Regions from separate parts of the Homo sapiens genome. Here all the other regions are linked to region 3. Evidence: read pairs that join two places in POLR2A ChIA-PET (ENCODE). Cell type or tissue: Panc1. All regions are shown on one strand. Links, peaks and the distances in the headings refer to the core of each region. The heading gives the core; the rest is flanking DNA.

Region 1 (6,279 bases), core at 1,351-5,350, 1.2 Mb after region 3:
GGTGAAACCCCGTCTCTACTAAAAATACAAAATTAGCTGGGCGTGGTGGCATGCACCTGTAATCCCAGCTGCTTGGGAGGCTGAGGCAGGAGAATCGCTTGAACCCGGGAGGCGGAGGTTGCAGTGAGCCAAGATCGTGCCATTGCACTCCAGCCCGGGCGACAGAGAAAGACTCCATCTCAAAAAAAATAAAATAAAACAATAAAATAACATAATATCTTTTGCTCAGAGGGGGATATCCAATCTCTCCTTTTTTGATTGGAACCCGGATTTTATTCATAGTGGTGACCTGCCCAGTGTGAAATGCTTCCCCGACTCTCTTACAGCTAGGGTGGTTATTTGATGTAATTCTGGCCAGTGAGATGTACATGGAAGTCTCTGGATGGAGCTTCTGGGAAAGCTGGGGGACAGACCTAGCTGGCACAAGCCCTTTTGTCTGTTGCCCTTGGCCTTATCCCCTTTCTTTAGTTTGGAATGCACACCCAGTGCTTGGAGGTGTAGCAGCCAGTGTTTGAGCATAAGAATTCTACGATGGCAGAGCAGAAAGCTAGGCTCTGAGTCCCCAATAGACTCATGGAACCGTCATGCAGCCAGGGACTGCCCACCTCCTGGGGACTGCTGACCTTCAGCTTCTGGCATGTGATGAAGCCACTGCAGCTGGGTTTCTGTGACATGCAATACTGACTGGTACAGTTAAGAGTTGTAAAATTTAGCCAGCTTGAGAATTCCCAACAGCGAAAAGTAGCCCCAGGATGAAATTACACTGCGGCAAAAGCCTTAAATGTAATAAGCTGGCCAGGTGCAGTGGCTCACACCTGTAATCCCAGCACTTTGGGAGGCCGAGGCGGGCGGATCACGAGGTCAAGAGATCGAGACCATCCTGGCCAACATGTTGAAACACCGTCTCTACTAAAAATACAAAAATTAGCTGGGTATGGTGGCGCATGCCTGTAATCCTAGCTACTCGGGAGGCTGAGGCAGGAGAATCGCTTGAACCCGGGAGATGGAGGTTGCAGTGAGCCGAGATCACAAGCTACTACACTCCAGCCTGGGCGACAGAGTGAGACTCCATCTCAAAAAAAAAAATGTAATAAGCTTATGCTCATTAGGGATTGTGTAACACATGGAAACAGTAAAGAAGGTCTGTAGCCTACATGAGTAGAGAGAGCTACTCCTGTTTTCTGAGAAAGGGAATCTCACCTGGGAAAGCTGTGGAAGGAGATGAGTGACTTCATGGGCTAGAGAGGATGCCGGAAATGTCAGTCAAGGATTACGTGACTCCTTGTGCTAATCACAAGAAGTCTTGATCAGGACCAAGATATATTTCACCCGATTCAGATAAAGGATGCTCAAATTAGGTAGAGGGAAAACCCAGGTGTTAAGATGCAGAGATTAGAGCAGATGTCTGTCTGTAGAGACAAGAATGCTTTCACGCAATCCGTGCCATCTGGACAGAGCTTTACTATAAATCACAGTTCCCCAAAGGGAGGCATGTGGTTCCCGAGGGGTGCACTAGATGATGTGTGGTGGCCCACAGCTCTAAGAAACATTGGATCTCATGCTGAGCTAGTTATTCTCTAATTCTTTTTTAGATTTGTCTATTTCTTGAATAATTGATGCATGCGGTTTGTACAAATTCCAAAAGAGCATGCTTCTCCCACCTCTGGCCCCAGGCTCTTTTTTTCTTTTTCTTTTCTTTTCTTTTCTTTTTTTTTTTTTTTTGAGATGGAGTCTTGCTCTGTTGCCCAGGCTGGAGTGCAGTGGCTCAGTCTTGGCTCACTGCAACCTCTGCCTCCCGGGTTCAAGTGCTTCTCCTGCCTCAGCCTCCCAAGTAGCTGAGATTACAGGCATCCACCACCAGGCCCAGCTAATTTTTGTATTTTTAGTAGAGATGGGGTTTCACCGTGTTGGCCATGCTGGTCTTGAACTCCTGACTTCTGGTGATCCGCCCATCTCGGCCTCCCAGAGTGCTGGGATTACAGGCATGAGCCACTGTGCTTGGCCCCCAGGCTCTTTTGAAGCAACCATTCTCCCATCCAGGTACCAACCAGGCCTGACCCTGCTTAGCTTCCAAGATCAGATGAGATCGGGCGTGTTCAGGGTGGTATGGCAGTAGACGAAGCAATCATTCTTACCAGTTCCTTGTGTATTTTTCCAGATGTACTTCAGCATGTGCAAACGATACATTCCTATAGCCTCTTTCTAAAAAGTTAATGGAAGCATACTATCCACAACTGCCCTGTACCTTGCCTATCTCACTTATCAGTGGGTTCCACATCATACATATAGAACTGCCTCCTTCTTTTATAAAGACTCATGCTATTCAACTGTATGACTGGTATATAATTTACCCAGTTCACTGTTGATAGACTTGTTTCCAACCATTTCCAACCATTATAAGAATTGTTGCAATAAATATCCTTATATGTATTTCATTTTGCATATTAGTTAATCCATGCGTTCCACAAATATTTTCCGAACACCTACTATGCACCAGGTCAGGTCTAGGCACCAGAGGCAGAGCAGTGAACACAATAGATGGAGTCCCTGCATCATGGAGCTGCCATTCTGTAGTGGAGAATAGCCATAGGATTAACTACTAGAAGTGGGTCACACTTTCAATTCTTCTAATTAAGTCAAGTAGAAAGTCTCACTTTGGTGCCAATGTGTCTTTTTTTTTTTTTTTTTTTTTTTTTTTTGAGACTGAGTCTCGCTCTGTTGTCCAGGCTGGAGTGCAGTGGTGCAATCTCGGCTCACTACAACCTCCACCTTCCCGGGTTCAAGTGATTTTCCTGCCTCTGCCTCCCGAGTAGCTGGGATTACAGGTGTGTGTGCCACCAAGCCCAGCTAATTTTTGTATTTTTGGTAGAGATGGGGTTTCACCATTTTGGACAGGCTGGTCTCGAACTCCTGACCTCAAGTGATCCACCGGCCTCGGCCTCCCAAAGTACTGGGATTACAGGCATGAGCCACCGCACCTCGCTGAGTGCCGATATGTCTTTAATGTATCTCTCTCTGACACTTGTAAATTTCTTTAAGACAGAAAGTGCTGGCCTTAGGTTTAGAGTGTATGACAGACCACAGAGCCTAGCTAGAGTTGAATAACAATGTTTGGTTGTTACTGGATTTATTTCTATATAGCAAATGTTATTGATTTTCCATCTATAGTCAAAATATGAAGGTTCCCTTTAAAATACGCAGGTTCCTTTCAAAATAATTTTTTAAACTTATTTTTTATTTTATTTTATTTTTTTGAGGCAAGGTCTCTCTCTGTCACCCAAGCTGGAGTGCAGTGGCACCATCATGCCTCACTGCAGCCTCAACTTCCTGGGCTCAAACAATCCTCCCATCTCAGCCTCCCAAGTAGCTGGGACTACAGGCATGCACCACCATGCCTGGCTAATTTTGTTTATTTTTTGTAGAGACAGGGTCTCACTATGTTGCCCAGGCTGGTCTCCAACAACTGGATTCAAGCAATCCTCCCACCTCAGCCTCCCAAAGTGCTGGGATTACAGGCATGAACCACCGTGCCCAGCCTCAAAATAATTTAAGTAAAAAAAAAATGAGTCAATATAGAGAAGAATGTTAAGTAAATTAATAACATAGGTGGAATTCAGATGTGGAAAAAACCCACAAAGGTGATAGTCAAATGAGTGAGGTTAGGAAATCATCAAATTAAACAAAGCAAGGAGAAAAGGCTAGGCTTATTATATTGTATTTTATGTTTATTTTTGTATCTTCACTCATCTTTCATGTTGAAACATTCTCACCTCCATAATTCTTCCTAGGCAGCTGATTTGCTTATCATTTATTATTGTTTACTACTTATTTGGTGATTCTTATACTTAGATTTCCTGGAGTTCCTGGTCATGAAAATTTTGCTTTGTGGGTTTTTTTTTTTTTTTTTTGAGATGGAGTCTCGCTCTGCCACCAGGCTGGAGTGCAGTGGCGTGATCTCGGCTCACCACAACCTCTGTCTCCCAGGTTCAAGTGATTCTCCTGCCTGAGACTCCCGAGTAGCTGGGATTACAGGTGCATGCCACCAAGCCTTGCTAATTTTTGTATTTTTAGTAGAGATGGGGTTTCGCCATGTTGACCAGGCTAGTCTCGAACTCCTAACCTTGTGATCCGTCCGCCTTGGGCTCCCAAAGTGTTGGGATTACAGGCGTGAGCCACCGCGCCGGGCGCTTTGTTTTGCTTTCATGAACTGTCACCAATTTGCATTCTCTTAGAAGATCTCTTTCACTTTGAATCCCCCAAAGGCCCCGCTCTCTTTGTCATTGCTGGCTCTGGAGGGGGTTGGAGATGCTCCTGCTGGGGACCTTGATGCAACACCCTTAGTCAGATTTTCGTAATCTGGCTGAGGCTTGCCCTGTAATTCTCTAAAAATATAATATGATGAAACAACCAAGACCAAGTAAGCCTTCGAGGAGATCTCAAAGCCAGAAGCTTCTGAACAGTGCCCATAACCACAAGTGGGGCTGTAATCACCCACAACTTGTTAGCTAAAGACACAAACAATTAGCTTGGTGGTTGGAAAGGTAAACAAGGGGCATTTCACAAATGTGTTCTTTAGGTCAAGTAGGTGGTAGTAAGTCTCTAGCTGTGGTTGTTGGCTTTCTCTGCGGCACAGGTCGGAGAGTGGGTGATACCTCTGGGCCCTGGGCAGAGTACATTTGAGGTGGGCAGTAAGAGGGACCGCAGCTGAATGGAGAGGGAGTAGGTGGGAGCACGCAGGGCTCCAAGGCAACTGAAGGAGCACCTGGGAGCCTGAGAAATAAGAGACAACAAAAAGTAAGGCCATCCATTAGAGGGCAAGTCCTTGAGTTTTGAAATCTAGTGGAGCTCTCAATTAATGACTGAGGACCTACCATGTACCAGGCCCTGACTTAAACTTTTTTTTTTTTTTTTGAGATGGAATCTCGCTCCGTTGCCCAGCCTGGAGTGCTGTGGCACAGTCTTGGCTCACTGCAACCTCCGCCTCTTGGGTTCAAGCGATTCTCCTGCCTCAGGCTTCCGAGTAGCTGGGATTACAGGCACCTGCCACAATGCCCAGCTAATTTTTTGTATTTTTAGTAGAGGTGGGGTTTCACCATGTTGGCCAGGCTGGTCTTGAACTCCTGACCTCATGATCTGCCCGCCTCAGCCTCCCAAAGGGCTGGGATTACAGGCATGAGCCACCTTGCCCGGCCTGACTTAAACATTTTTATAAGTACCAGCTCAGCGGTTCTCAAGCTTTTTGGCTTGTTCATAAATTTTTTTGAGGACTCCAAAGAGCTTTTGTTTTTATAGATGATATCCGATGGTGTGATGGTACATGTTTAACAATTGGTTCTCTGCTGAAAAGTCCTAATTTGTAGCACTTACCAATTTCCATAGTGTAAATACTTCCACCATGGCCAATTTCTTTTTCTTTCTTTCTTTTTTGTTTTTGTTTTTTTTTTTTTTTGAGACGGAATCTTGTTCTGTTGCCCAGGCTGGAGTGCAGTGGTGCAATCTTGGCTCACTGCAACCTCTGCCTCCCGGGTTCAAGAGATTCTCCTGCCTCAGGCTTCTGAGTAGCTGGAACTACAGGCATCTTGAACCCCAGACCTCAGGTGATCCACCCGCCTCGGCCTCCCAAAGTGCTGGGATTACAGGCGTGAGCCACCGTGCCTGGCCCACCGTGGCCGATTTCAAGATACCAACCTAACATCACTGAATGTGAAATGGGAAGAGATATGTACAGTCAACTTTCCCAAGCCAGTGCAAGCAGACTGTGCACCGCTGGAATTTTTATTGATATTTACAGTACTGGAAATTAAAACTCATAAATTTAAAAAAATGCCTTCACTAAAAATACTAATAACCCATTACATATGAATATAAACATTCTTTTTGAAAATAACTATTTAGAAAAATAAAAAATAATTACTGAAGACAGTGGCATTGTTTTATATTTTGCAAATCCCTTTAATCTAGCTTAATGGAAGACAGCGGCATTCATAGATCTCCATTCAATCAGTTGTGATGTCCTATATCACGTGGTCTTTGGAAAACTCCACAAAAGAGCACTAAAGGTAAATAATGTCTTAGCATTACTATGGAAATAGTTTTGACCTCATGGACCCCCTGAAAGAGTCCTGGGGACTTCCAGGGGGTCCCAGGACCATACTTTGAGAATAGCTGTACTAATGCATTTACTTTTTCCAAGGAGCCCAGTGAGGCAGGTTTTCTTATATCCCCATTTTGCAAATGAGGAAATTGAGGTACAGAGTACTTACCCAAGGGCACTAAGCT
Region 2 (6,279 bases), core at 1,506-5,505, 60 kb before region 3:
TGTGTTTTCTGAAACAGAGTCTCACTCTATCACCCAGGCTGGAATGTAATGGCACAATCTCAGCCCACTGCAACCTCCACCCACTGGGCTCAAGCAATCCTCCCACTTCAGCTTCCCAAGTAGCTGGGACCACAGAAGCACACCACCACGCCCAGCTAAGGTGTTGTATTTTTTTGTAGAGACAGGGTTTCACCGTATTGCCCAGGATAGTCTTGAACTCCTGAGCTCAAACGATCCACCCACCTTGGCCTCCTAAGGTGCTGGGATTACAGGCATGAGCCACCCTACCCGGCTGTTTCCAGTTTTTGGCAGCAGTCACACACAAGTCTTTGTGTATGTAAAAGTAAAAATATTTTACTTTTTTTTTTTTTTTTTTGAGACGGAGTCTCGCTCTGTCTCCCAGGTTGGAGTGCAGTGGCGCGATCTTGGCTCACTGCAAGCTCCGCCTCCTGGGTTCACGCCATTCTCCTGCCTCAGCCTCCCGAGTAGCTGGGACTACAGGCGCCCGCCACCACGCCCGGATAATTTTTGTATTTTTAGTAGAGACAGGGTTTCACCCTGTTAGCCAGGATGGTCTTGATCTCCTGACCTCATGATCCGCCCGCCTCGGCCTCCCAAAGTGCTGGGATTACAGGTGTGAGTCACCATGCCCAGCCAACGTTTTACTTTTTAAAAGTAAAAAGATTTTGCTTTTTAAAAGTAAAAAGTCTCTGTGTGTGGACATGTTTTTACTTTTGTTAGGTAGATAACTAAGAGTAGAATTTCTGGGTCATATGGTAAGTGTATGTTTAATTTTTAAAGTAATTGTTTTCCTGCTAGTGAAGTTTCCTTAAAAACAAAACAAAATGGCCGGGTGCAGTGGCTCACGCCTGCAATCCCAGCACTTTGGGAGGCCGAGGCGGATGGATCACGGGGTCAGGAGATCGAGACCATCCTGGCTAACACGGTGAAACCCCGTCTCTACTAAAAATGCAAAAAATCAGCCGGGGATGGTGGCGGGCGCCTGTAGTCCTAGCTACTCGGGAGGCTGAGGCAGGAGAAAGGCGTGAACTCAGGAGGCGGAGCTTGCAGTGAGCTGAGATTAATGCGCCACTGCACTCCAGCCTGGGCAACAGAGCCAGACTCCGTCTCAAAAAAAAAAAAAAAAAAGGAACTGTCAAACTGTTTTCTTTTTTTTTTTCTTTTTTTTTTTTTTTTGCTGGAGTGCAATGGCGCGATCTTGGCTCACTGCAACCTCCGCCTCTGGGGTTCAAGTGATTCTCCTGCCTCAGTCTCCCGAGTAGCTGGGATTACAGGCGCCCGCCACCACGCCTGGCTAATTTTTTGTATTTTTAGTAGAGATGGGGTTTCACTATGTTGGCCAGGCTGGTCTCGAACTCCTGACCTCGTGATCCACCCGCCTCGACCTCCCAAAGTGCTGGGATTACAGGCGTAAGCCACAGCGCCCGGCCCTAATGTTTGATAGTTCTAAATCTGCCACCTACTCACCAACACTGGGTACTGTTAGCCTTTCTGATCTCAGCCATTTTAGCAGAAGTATAGCAGTTTCACACTGTGGTTTTCACTTGTACTTCCCTTTATGTCTAATGATATCAAGCATCTTATGTGCTTATTTGTAATTACTGTATCTTCTCTGATACAGTATTCAAAGCTTTTGCCCATTTTTAATTGGACTGTCTTTTTTTTGAGATGGAGTCTTGCTCTGTCACCCAGACTGGAGTGCAGTGGCACCATCTCAGCTCACCACAACCTCTGCCTCCCAGGTTCAAGCAATTCTCCTGCCTCAGCCTCCAGAGTAGCTAGGACTACAGGCCCACACCACCACGCCCAGCTAATTTTTGTATTTTTAGTAAAGACAGGGTTTCACCACGTTGGCCAGGCTGGTCTCAAACTCCTGACCTCAGGTGATTCACCTGCCTCGGCCTCCCAAAGTGCTGGGATTACAGGCATGAGCCACCATGCCCAGCCTGGATTGTCTTATTATCATTATTATTTTCTTTTTTGAGATAGGTCTTGCTCTGTTGCCCAGGCTGGAGTGTACTGGCATAATCATGGCTCACTGCAGCCTTGACCTCCTTGGCTAAAGCAATCCTCCCACCTCAGCCTCCCAAGCATCTGGAACCACAAGCAAGGACCACTATGCCTGGCAGGTTTGTTTGTTCTGTTTTTTTTTTTTTAATTTTATGTAGCGATGGGGTCTCCCTGTGTTCCCTAGGCTAGTCTCAAACTCCTGATCTCAAATCATCCTCCCACCTCAGCCTCCCAAAGTGCTGGAATTACAAGCATAAACCACCAAGCCCGGGCTGCCTTATTAAGAGTTCTTGGCTGGGCGTGGTCACTCACACCTGTAATCCTAGCACTTTGGGAGGCTGAGGAAGGCCGATCACTTGAGCCAGGGGTTCAAGACCAGTGTGGACAACATAGACAGTGTCCGTATTAAACACACACACACACACACACACACACACACACACACACACACACACGCAAATAAAAAGAGTTCTTTATACATTCTGGACACAAGTGCTCTGTAAGATGTATGTTTTGCAAATTATTTCTCCCAGTCTATGGCTTGTCTTTTCATTTTCTTTATGCAGCAAAACATAGAAAAATTTTTTCCAGGCCAAGAGCAGTGGCTCATGCTTGTAATCCCAGCACTTTGGGAGGCCAAGGCAGGCAGATCACTTGAGCCCAGGAGTTCGAAACCAGCCTGGTCAACATAGCGAAACCCCATCTCTACAAAAATTACAAAAATTAGCCGGGCACAGTAACATGCACCTGTAGTCCCATCTACTTGGGAGGCTGAGGCAGAGGAATTGCTTGAACCCGGGAGGCGGAGGTTTCAGTTAGCCGAGCTTGCACCACTGCACTCTAGCCTGGGTGACAGAGAGAGACTCCATCTCAAAAAAAAAAAAAAAAAAAGTAACCATAAAAATTCAATGACTATCACCCATACTACACCCATTTTCAATGCAAACATGCTAGCTGCTGGCCTCACTACCAATCAGTTAGAAGCACTAACTGGTTAGCATCTCAAAGAATAAAAAGCACCAAGTTTAAGAACACACTGGGTTCAGGCAAACCAAGAAGCATAAACTTACAAATATTTGTTATTAATGTGCATATGGCTTACTTGAAATCACTGCACATGACAATCTGTGCTTACCTGGCTCTCCTTTCATTCTGCATGATTCCCAGTGAAAACACAGTCCTTGTATACTAACCAGTGTTTCCTCCTGTGCCCGTTTTATATATAGCACCTTGATGTGGGCAAAGGAGAAAAGTATATGCATTCGATATCAAAGCACATCAATATTAAAAGGCTTCTAGGCCAGGCACAGTGGCTCATTCCTATAATCCCAGCACTTTGGGAGGCCAAGGCAGGAAGATCACTTGAGGCCAGGAGTTCAGACTAGCCTGGCCAACATTGTGAAACCCTGTCTCTACTGAAAATACAAAAATTAGCACCGGGCATGGTGGTGTGCACCTGTAGTCCCAGCTACTTGGGAGGCTGAGGCAGGACAATCACTTGAACCCGGGAGACGGAGGCTGCAGTGAGCTGAGCTTGTGCCACTGCACTCCAGCCTGTGTGACAGAGACTCTGTCTTTAAAAAACAACAACAACAACAACAAAAACAAAACGAACAAAAAAAACCGGCTTCTAATCATGCCTGATGCTGGGTAACCCTTATTTTTGTTTGTTTGTTTTTGTTTTTAAGAGACAGGGTCTCACTCTTCTGCCCAGGCTGGAGTGCAGTGCCATGATCCTACACAATGCAGTCACAAACTCCTGGGCTCAAGCGATCTTCCCACCTCAGCCTACAGAGTAGCTGAGACTATAGGTGTGCGCCACCACACCCAGCTACTTTTTTTTATTTTTGTAGAGATGGGGTCTTGCTATATTGCCCAGGCTGGCCTTGAACTTCTGGCCTCCAGCAATCCTCCCGCCTCAGCCTCCCAAAGTGCTGGGATTAAATGCATGAGCCACTGCGTCCCACAAGTGAGTGATTTAATGAACACCAAGGACACATATCTTGTCTGCACGCAGTGACATGGAAGGAAAAGGGAGGAGCCAAAAGAACAAAATCCAAGCAATATGCACTTCATCTTGTTATTCAGTCACCAGCTGGGCCATCTTATTTCCACATGCCCAGACCAGGAAGGCACAGGTGCCGTGGGGAATCCAGAGGGATTCCTACTACAAGTATTTAACAGGCTGAGACAGCTGATACAACAAGGGAAACAGAGAAGCCAGAGAGGAGCCTGCTGGGTGTGACCTACTGACTCCAATGAGCCACTCTCAGTTTGCCTTCTCTGTGTATTTGGGTCTTCCAACCAGCTGCCCTCACAGAGGGCTTAGGAAACACTGCAGCTGCTGCCCGGAACTGCTTATGACGCCTGCAAGCCTGGTGGGTGTCAAGGGATGGCAGACCAGAGTGGCAAAGAACTGTCATCGTAAGGGCCCTTGCATGTTCCCTATGTTTTGAATCTGGGGTAGGCTCTTGGAAAGCCTTCATTCTTTTTATTTTTATTTTTTTGAGATGGAGTTTCTCTCTTGTTGCCCAGGCTGGAGTGCAATGGCACGATCTCAGCTCAATGCAACCTCCACCTCCTGGGTTCAAGCGATTCTCCTGCCTCAGCCTCCCAAGTAGCTGGGGTTACAGACATGTGGACACCATGCCCGGCTAATTTTTGTATTTTTTTTTTTTTTAGTAGAGACGGGGTTTTGCCATGTTGACCAGGCTGGTCTCGAACTCCTGACCTCAGGTAATCCACCTGCCTCAGCCTCCCAAAGTGTTGGGGTTACAGGCATGCGCCACCGCACCCAGACAAAGCCTTTATTCTTAGCTAGCAACAAATAGGCTCTCAAAAATATATCTTCTGAATATCAGCATCCCCAGGGCAACTGTTCCCTAGCTGAAAGCTTGTGCCTGAACATTTTTTTTTTTTTTGAGATGGAGTCTCGCTCTGTTGCCCAGGCTGGAGTGCAGTGGCATGATGTAGGCTCACTATAACCTCCACCTCCTGGGTTCAAGTGATTCTCCTGCCTCACTGCCTCAGCCTCCAGAGTAGCTGGTATTACAGGCACGTGCCACCACACCCAGCTAATTTTTGTATTTTGAGAAGAGATGGGGTTTCACCCTGTTGGCCAAGCTGGTCTCGAACCCCTGACCGCAAGTGATCTGCCCGCTTCAGCCTCCCAAAGTGCTGGAATTACAGGCATGAGCCACCGCGCCCAGTGTGCCTGAACATTTCTAATAAAATACTGTTCCTGGACAGGCATGGTAGCTCACAACTGTAACTCCAGCACTTTGGGAGATAGGCGGGTGGATACTTTGAGCTCAGGGGTTTGAGACCAGCCTGGGCAACATGGCAAAACCCTACAAAAAATTTTTTAACAAATTAGCTGGGGGGCTGGACGTAGTGGCTCACGCCTGTAATCCCAACACTTTGGGAGGCTGAGGTGGGCGGATCACGAGGTCAAGAGATTGAGACCATCTTGGCCAACATAGTGAAACCCCCTCTCTACTAAAAATACAAAAATTGGCTGGGAGTGGTGGCTCACACCTGTAATCCCAGCACTTTGGGAGGCAGAGGAGGGCAGATCACAAGATCAGGAGTTCCAGACCAGCCTGGCCAATATGGTAAAACCCCGTCTCTACTAAAAATTAGCCAGGCGTGATGGCGGGCACCTGTAGTCCCAGCTACTGCTGAGGCAGGAGAATCGCTTGAACCTGGGAGGCAGAGGTTGCAGTGAACCAAGATCGTGCCACTGCTCTTTAGCCTGGCGACAGAGCGAGACTCCGTCTCAAAAAAAAAAAAAAAAAAAAAAAAAAATTAGCTGGGTGTGGTGGCGCACTCCTGTGGTCCCAGCTTCTCGGGAGCCTAGCTTGTGCCTGGGGGGAGGAGGTGGCAGTGAGGTGAGATTGCACCACTGCACTTCAACCTAAGTGACAAAGTAAGACCCTATCTCGGGGAGGGGGAAATATATATATATATAGTTCCCTACAAATTGGACAGTTAGGAACTAAAAAAATACAGTACTCTACTTGAAGTTCTGTTCTAGAATACCTAAGAGTAAATAAATAACAATGAATCAAAATATTGAATCAGGCCAGGATTAGTGGCTCATACCTGTAACCCTAACACTTTAGGAGGCCAAGACAGGAGGATGGCTTGAGTCCAGGGGTGCAAGACCAGACTGGGCAACATAGCAAGGCCCCTGACTCTACCAAAAAAAATGTTAGGGCAGGCACAGTGGTTCACGCTTATAATCCC
Region 3 (6,279 bases), core at 985-4,984:
GAATCTGCATTTTAATACGCTCCCTTGGTTAATTCTGATGCGACCAAAAGTTTGAGAACCACTGCCTCACAGCGTCCCCAGGCTGCCTCCTGCCAACCTGACAGCTGTTACAGCTGTGTGCATGGACACAGTTAATCTGATTTCCTGTCTGGCAGCTGTGTGGCAGGGAAGGGACAGCTGAGGGTCTCAAAAACAAGAAGAGGGGATGAGGCAGGGGGAGGGGGACACAGGAGGTTGTATGGGGGCTGGTGTTCAACTTTATTCCTGAGCCCCTCCTCTCCTTGGGCTAAAATCCCCTCAGGGAGAAAGATCACAGACCAAGTGGTCCTCAGTATTTACAGAAAACAAAGCCTCCTCTCACAACCCCAGGAGGCCCCCAAGGCTAGAATGGTTCCTGTGCTCTAGGAGCACAAACTGTGGACGCGCACTGACAGGCCCAGCACTTAAGGCTGTGTAGGTGGCATATTGCACATGGGCTCTCGTCTAAAGGGGTGAGTTGGGGCTGACATCTAGCCCAAGCTCCAATCGCCAGGCCATGCACACTGGCATGAGGACGTATCTACCCAGAAGAGGGCCACCTTTTAAAAATCTGCACAAAAGAAGCTTTTTTTTTTTTTTGAGGCAAAGTCTTGCTCTTGTTGCCCAGGCTGGAGTGCAATGGCGCAATCTCGACTCACCGCAACCTCTGCCTCCCAGGTTCAAGCGATTCTCCTGCCTCAGCCTCCCAAGTAGCTAGGATTACAGGCATGCACCACGTCGGCTAATTTTTTGTATTTTTAGTAGAGACGGGGTTTCTCCATGTTGGTCAGGCTGGTCTCAAACTCCCAACCTCCCAAAGTGCTGGGATTCCAGGTGTGAGCCACCGAGCCCGGCCAAAAGTAGCTTTTATGTGGATTAGCAATGGTCCTACCCAGACACCTGAGTTCAAATTCCAGCTCTCACTTACTCTGTGACCTTGGGCAGGTTCCCTTTTTTTAAGAGATAGGGTCTTGTTATAGCGCCCAGGCTGGAATGCAGTGATCATGGCTCATTGCAGCCTCAAACTCCTGGGCTCAAGCAATCCTCCTGCCTCAGCCTCCTGAGTAGCTAGAACTACAGGTGCATGCTACTGTGCCTGATTAATTTTTTTTTTTACATTTTTTTGTAGAGACAGGGTCTGGCTATGCTGCGCAGGCTGGTCTCAAACTCCTGGCCTGAAGTGATCTTCCTCCCTCAGGCTTCCAAAGTGCTGGGATTACAGGTATGAGCTACCATGTCCAGTAAGTTCCTTAACCTCTCTGAGCCTTCTCAATTATACACCACAGCTATCAACACTGTCCTAAAACAGATATGGCAAGGGCCGGGCGTGGTGGCTCACGCCTGCAATCCCAACACTGTGGGGAGGCTGAGGCAGGCGGATCACGAGGTCAGGAGTTCGAGACCAGCTTGGCCAACATAGTGAAAACCCATCTCTACTAAAAATACAAAAATTAGCCAGGCACGGTGGCGTGTGCCTGTAGTCCCAGCTACTCGGGAGGCTGAGGCAGGAGAATCGCTTGAACCCAGGAGGTGGAGGCTGTGGTGACCCAAGATCGTGCCACTGTACTCCAGCCTGGGCAAAAGAGGGAGACTCCGTATCAAAAAAAAAAAAAAAAAAAAAGGGCAGGGAAAGTACCTGATAGCCTTGTCACTCAGTGCATTATAATAGTTCCACTCTCACCCCTGAGTCTTGCACTTCTTACCCTCCCGGCACTACATACCTATACACACAGCCAAACCCAGAAAGACTGAAGAGCACGAACACGAATATCCAGGGAAAGCCCTAAGACCAAACCTGGACCCCATGGCACTTCCCAGTGTCCATAGCATTCCTTCCTGGCACAAGCAGGATTCACACCCTCCCTCCATGGGAAAAGCAGACTCCTCCTCCATGCCATCTCATAAAGTCCTGCGTATTGTCTGGGCATCAGCTCCACCCAGTACAAGACAAAGGGGAATCCAGGGCCCACATAAGGGAGGCAGAGAATTCCCCACCTCTGTGTCCTTGAGAATCCCATACTAGAGTTCAAACTCCCAGGCTCCCCAAGCCAGAACTAAGCTGGGATGATGGTGGTGCCCACTGTGCACTGGGGAGCTGTGGTAGGGTGGCCAGGCAGAGACCCCATCCATCAAGGAAGACCTCTGATCGCTAAGAGCAGATGCTGAGATCCGCCCCACTCTTTAAGCAAGAACAGCAGACTGCCCCTGTCCTTCGGTAGGCTAAGGCTCTGTCTTACCCGCTGGGGTGACTCACTAAAGCTGTCTCTATTCACCCAGAGGTCCAGGCCCCAGAATAGAGCCCAGGAATCCTGCCAGCAATTCTGGACTCCAGCCCTCCCCATGCGACATTCATTCATCCATGTGCCAGGCACTGTGCTAGGTGCTGGGCAATGGCAACAACCAAGACAGCCCAGAGAGCAAAGGCTATCCCTAAAATAGGGTTCTAAAGATGCTGCTGGAGGTGGCAGGCAGGCACCACCCTCGAAAGACCCTTGCCCCAACCCCTTGGGCTTGGGAGACCTGCGCAACTCACACCATCCAAAGAAGCTTCCCTGGACACCTGCTTTTTCAGCCATAGGATCTTGCATCCTGTCTGGAGACCGATCAAGAGATGGGGAGAGGGGGTGGGGAGGGAAACACCAGGCTGCCTGGGCCCTCATGGCCGTGTTTATCCGGGGTGGATTTTTTTTAACCCAAAGGTTAAAGTGTTTCTATTTGAAACATCTATTTACATTCCAGAGTCCAAAAAAAAAACAAAAAAAAAACAAAAAAAAAACAAGGCTGCCGAGCTCCAGGCCTATATCTGTCCCTAGCCGCGTCACAGACACAGCATCAGAGCTGCGCAGGGGGAACATTCTTAGCCCTCTCCCCGAGCCGCTGAGGTGACTCACGCCTCCCTCCTGCCAGCATGGACCAAGCCACCACTCTGAAGGCCAGCCAGCGTTGGGGGTGGAGTGGGGAGACAGGGATCTGGACAGAGGGGCTGCCTGGGAGTCCATGCAGGGGCAGCCAGGCTTAGGGAGGAGATGAGAGAGCAGGGTCCCAGCCTGCAAGGTTTCTGGGGTACAATCTGGAAGCAGGTGAATGAACAAGCTGAGGAGGAAACTTCCGGCCAACTGCTGGCTGCTGCTGGTAGCAAGGAACAGAGGCGACAGGGCAGGATGGGTGGACCTGATAAGCCAGATGGCGTGGAGCTGTCCCAAGCAGATGCTCTGGGATTATTCTGCCTTCCAAGAGACCACCTTGAGTCCCAGAGGCTGTGGGCTAGGGGCCAGCAGGCAGGGTCTTTAGCTGGACCTGTGGACTCCAGACCAGGATAAGAACCAGCCCTCTGGGTTTATTCCTCATCCCAGGGACCTGTGTAGGGGGCCCCCAGGCATACGCCCCTACCTCAGGGGACTACGTGGGTATCTTGTAGAGCCGGTTCCCAAGGTTACACCCCCATCCCCACCCCAGCCTACAGGGCTGGCCCCAGGGTAATGCCCCTATCCTCGGGGCCTGCATGGATACCCTGCAGGGCTAGTCTTCAGGGTCATGCTCCTACATGAGAAAACTGCATGGGCATCCCTGCCTGGGCAGATGATAAGCCATGTTCCAAAGATTTTTTGAATCTTCCCAAAACATTCATGCTCTGACACATCCAAGTCCCACTGCAACCTTATCCCTGGGCAGCTCAGAGCCAAATCACAGGCACCTGCAGAGGCACACAGTTCCCACTTTCCAATTTGAAGCTTGGGATGCACACCCACATATCCAGAGGCAAGGACTCCCCATTCACACGCACACACACAGACACCCACACTTGAGTGCCAAGCCACTGCCAGGAGGGGCTGAGCAGGCATGGGTCCAGCAGGCCCCTCCCTGGAGGAAGCATCTTGTGGTGCCGGCCTGGTGGGGAGGCTGTGCCAGGAAGGCTTGATGCTGCCAACAGGTTCCTGGGAGTGAGGGAAGGAGCGGCCCAGCTCTGGGGGACCCCACCCCTAGCCAAGAGCCAAAAAAGTTCCTGCTGAGAAGGTGGCAGGATTAGGGGGTCCCGAAGCCCATCTGAGCCAGAGTAACACCTCTTCATCCTCATGAGATGGGAATCAACCCAGACCTGGGGAGAGGAGCGCCATCGGGAGACAGCTAGGGGCTAAGGCAGCCAAGCCCCTCAATATCCAAGCTGCCAGCCTCTGCCTAACTCCATCATGACTGCACCAAGCCTCCCCAAGTGTCTGATTCTCAAGAGACTCCTGGCTGGGGACTTGCGGAAGTCACTGTACTCGATCCTGTAGCCCCAAGAACCAAGCCAGAGGAGCTGGAGTAACCTTTATTCTTGTGGACACCCAGCTACACCTTCTTCCCTTGCCCAAACTTGGGGAGCGGGCAGCATGGAGGCGGGTCACTGACCCACTTCCTCCCCTCTGACCACAGTGCCAACTAGGCCAGGATCCTCCAGTAACCCCCAGCCCCCAGCAGTGGATGCCGACCCTGCCAGAGACTGAAGGGACTGGAAGAGATGCAGCAGAGTACAGCGGAGGGGCACCGGGGAGCAGCAGGCTCTGGGCAGGGAGGGCAGGGGCCTCTCTGAGCAGGGATCCCCCAGCCCTGTGTATTCTCAACAAAACTCTCAAGACAGATCTATGCAGGACCCTATCTGTGCAAGGCTCAGGGCCAGATGCTCAGCCCAGGGACAAGGATGCCAGATGACAGAGGGCAGGCAGGGACATCAAGGCACTTACCTGTCACAGGGATGCTGTGCAGAGAAGTCCGCGGCAGGATTTCCAAGGATGGTTCCCGACCTGACATCCCATCTGCTGAGAAACAGGATTCTGTCTCATAGATGGTCTGCAGCATCTCCACGAGCCCCTGAGCCTTGGGCACCAGCAGCATGCCAGGGAGGGGGCCGCCAGAGGCGGGGAGCAGACCGAAGGGAAGGTGGTCGGGCAGCCCGCACAGCACAGGTTCCCTCAGGCCACTGCCGACGGGACCCACACTGTAGGGAAGTGCCTCATCCGGCCTGGGCACTCCTGGCGGCAGGAGGGGCAGGGAGGCCCTAGAGCTGCAGGCCCAGCTCTGCTCTAGAGGGGCATCCGACCACCAGCCTCTCCCTGGTTCCTGGGAGCTGGGGTATGGCTGAGCACTTGGGACAGGAAGGGGAGCTCAGCGGGCAGGCGGGCTCTGTGTTCCCTCCCAACCCTGGGTGACAGCTCTGGGCCCGGCTCCCTGCTCCTCCTTCCCGAATGAGCCGCCGCCGGCAGCTGGCAGGAGACTGAAATAGCAGTTGGGGGAGGGCCCTGTCTATAAATAGGTGGAGCATGCTCAGGGAGCTGCGGGCGGGCTGCCAGGAGGCCCCATGGGGGGGGAGGCGGTTCTACCCCAGGAGGAAGCGCCAGGCGAGGGGGATGGGAACAGGGGAGGGCCTGCACTCAGGGCCAAGGCCACAGCGCTGGGTGGCCAGAGGCTGGGCTGGGGAAGGGCGCCGGCCAGGGTACCCATGCATCTGGGAGCGGCTCTGGCTGCTACTCTTGGCAAGCAAGCCAGGGGATGGAGACCAAGAAGCCAGACTCAAGCCTCCGTCTTTCTTCTTGCCTTCCAGAACAGGTAAAGGAATTGGAAGGGTCTAGGAGAGGCTGGCACACAGGCACCTTCCCTGGAGTTCTAATAGCCCCATGGAGGTTTGCTTAACTTCTGCCCTCCCACAGAGTTGAGAGGTGCCTCCCCACCCCTTCAACCAGCAGAGAGACCCCTAAACACCTGCTAAATGGCAGCTCCCTCCCGCTCATTCTGGAGTGTCGCCTCCAGAGGCTGCTCAGCCTCAGCTTCTTTCTAGGGTGTAGGGATACTCCTCCTGGGCAGACAGGTGTCCCCTGGTCCCCTTTCCTCACCCCAATCCAGGAAAAGGGACCAGGGAACATCTGCTAATTCTCAGAGCACAGGTAGCTCCTCCATGGCAATGTGCCAGGTGCAGTGCTACGAACATCATATACATCATCTCATTAATTCTGCGTGGTGACCTTGGGAGAGGCACAGATGGGAAAACTGAGGCACAGGGAGATGAAGTCACTCACCCTAGGTCATAAAGCTGCTTACATGGCAGGGCTGGGATGTCTGAGGCTCAAGTCTGAGCTCTAACCACCACACTCCACTGCCTCCCATTTCCCAGGGTTTCTATTAACAGGTACAATGACCCCTGTGCTCAAGTAGGAAGAGACTTGAGGTTGGAACCTCGCTAAGGAGAGTCAAGAGTTTTTCAGCATCCAGCCATTACCCACCAGCCAG

What was found. ChIA-PET counts read pairs that join two places held together with the same protein. Peaks named below come from ENCODE experiments on the same cell type or tissue, not always from the same donor. Only the 100,000 strongest peaks of a DNase experiment are listed, where the experiment ranks them.
Region 1: POLR2A ChIA-PET joins it to region 3 with 7 read pairs; 1 of 35 experiments calls an interaction of 5 or more read pairs at or near these places.
Region 2: POLR2A ChIA-PET joins it to region 3 with 8 read pairs; 8 of 35 experiments call an interaction of 5 or more read pairs at or near these places.

What each region holds. Positions count from the first base shown.
Region 1 is chr17:45,325,380-45,331,658 of GRCh38, forward strand. It overlaps the pseudogene RNA5SP443. Among named protein-coding and RNA genes, the nearest start is that of MAP3K14, 11 kb to the left of the region's middle. In Panc1, for the core only: no CTCF peak of the experiment used is centred there; no DNase peak of the experiment used is centred there; H3K27ac peaks cover 3,728 bases.
Region 2 is chr17:44,045,579-44,051,857 of GRCh38, forward strand. The region is part of intron 2 of LSM12 (LSM12 homolog); the gene reads right to left. Among named protein-coding and RNA genes, the nearest start is that of LSM12, 18 kb to the right of the region's middle. In Panc1, for the core only: no CTCF peak of the experiment used is centred there; no DNase peak of the experiment used is centred there.
Region 3 is chr17:44,105,990-44,112,268 of GRCh38, forward strand. HDAC5 (histone deacetylase 5) reads right to left here. Exons shown (of 27, transcript NM_005474.5): 3 at 4,740-4,811. Among named protein-coding and RNA genes, the nearest start is that of HDAC5, 15 kb to the right of the region's middle. RefSeq lists an enhancer at 6,025-6,279. In Panc1, for the core only: no CTCF peak of the experiment used is centred there; no DNase peak of the experiment used is centred there; H3K4me3 peaks cover 338 bases; H3K27ac peaks cover 282 bases.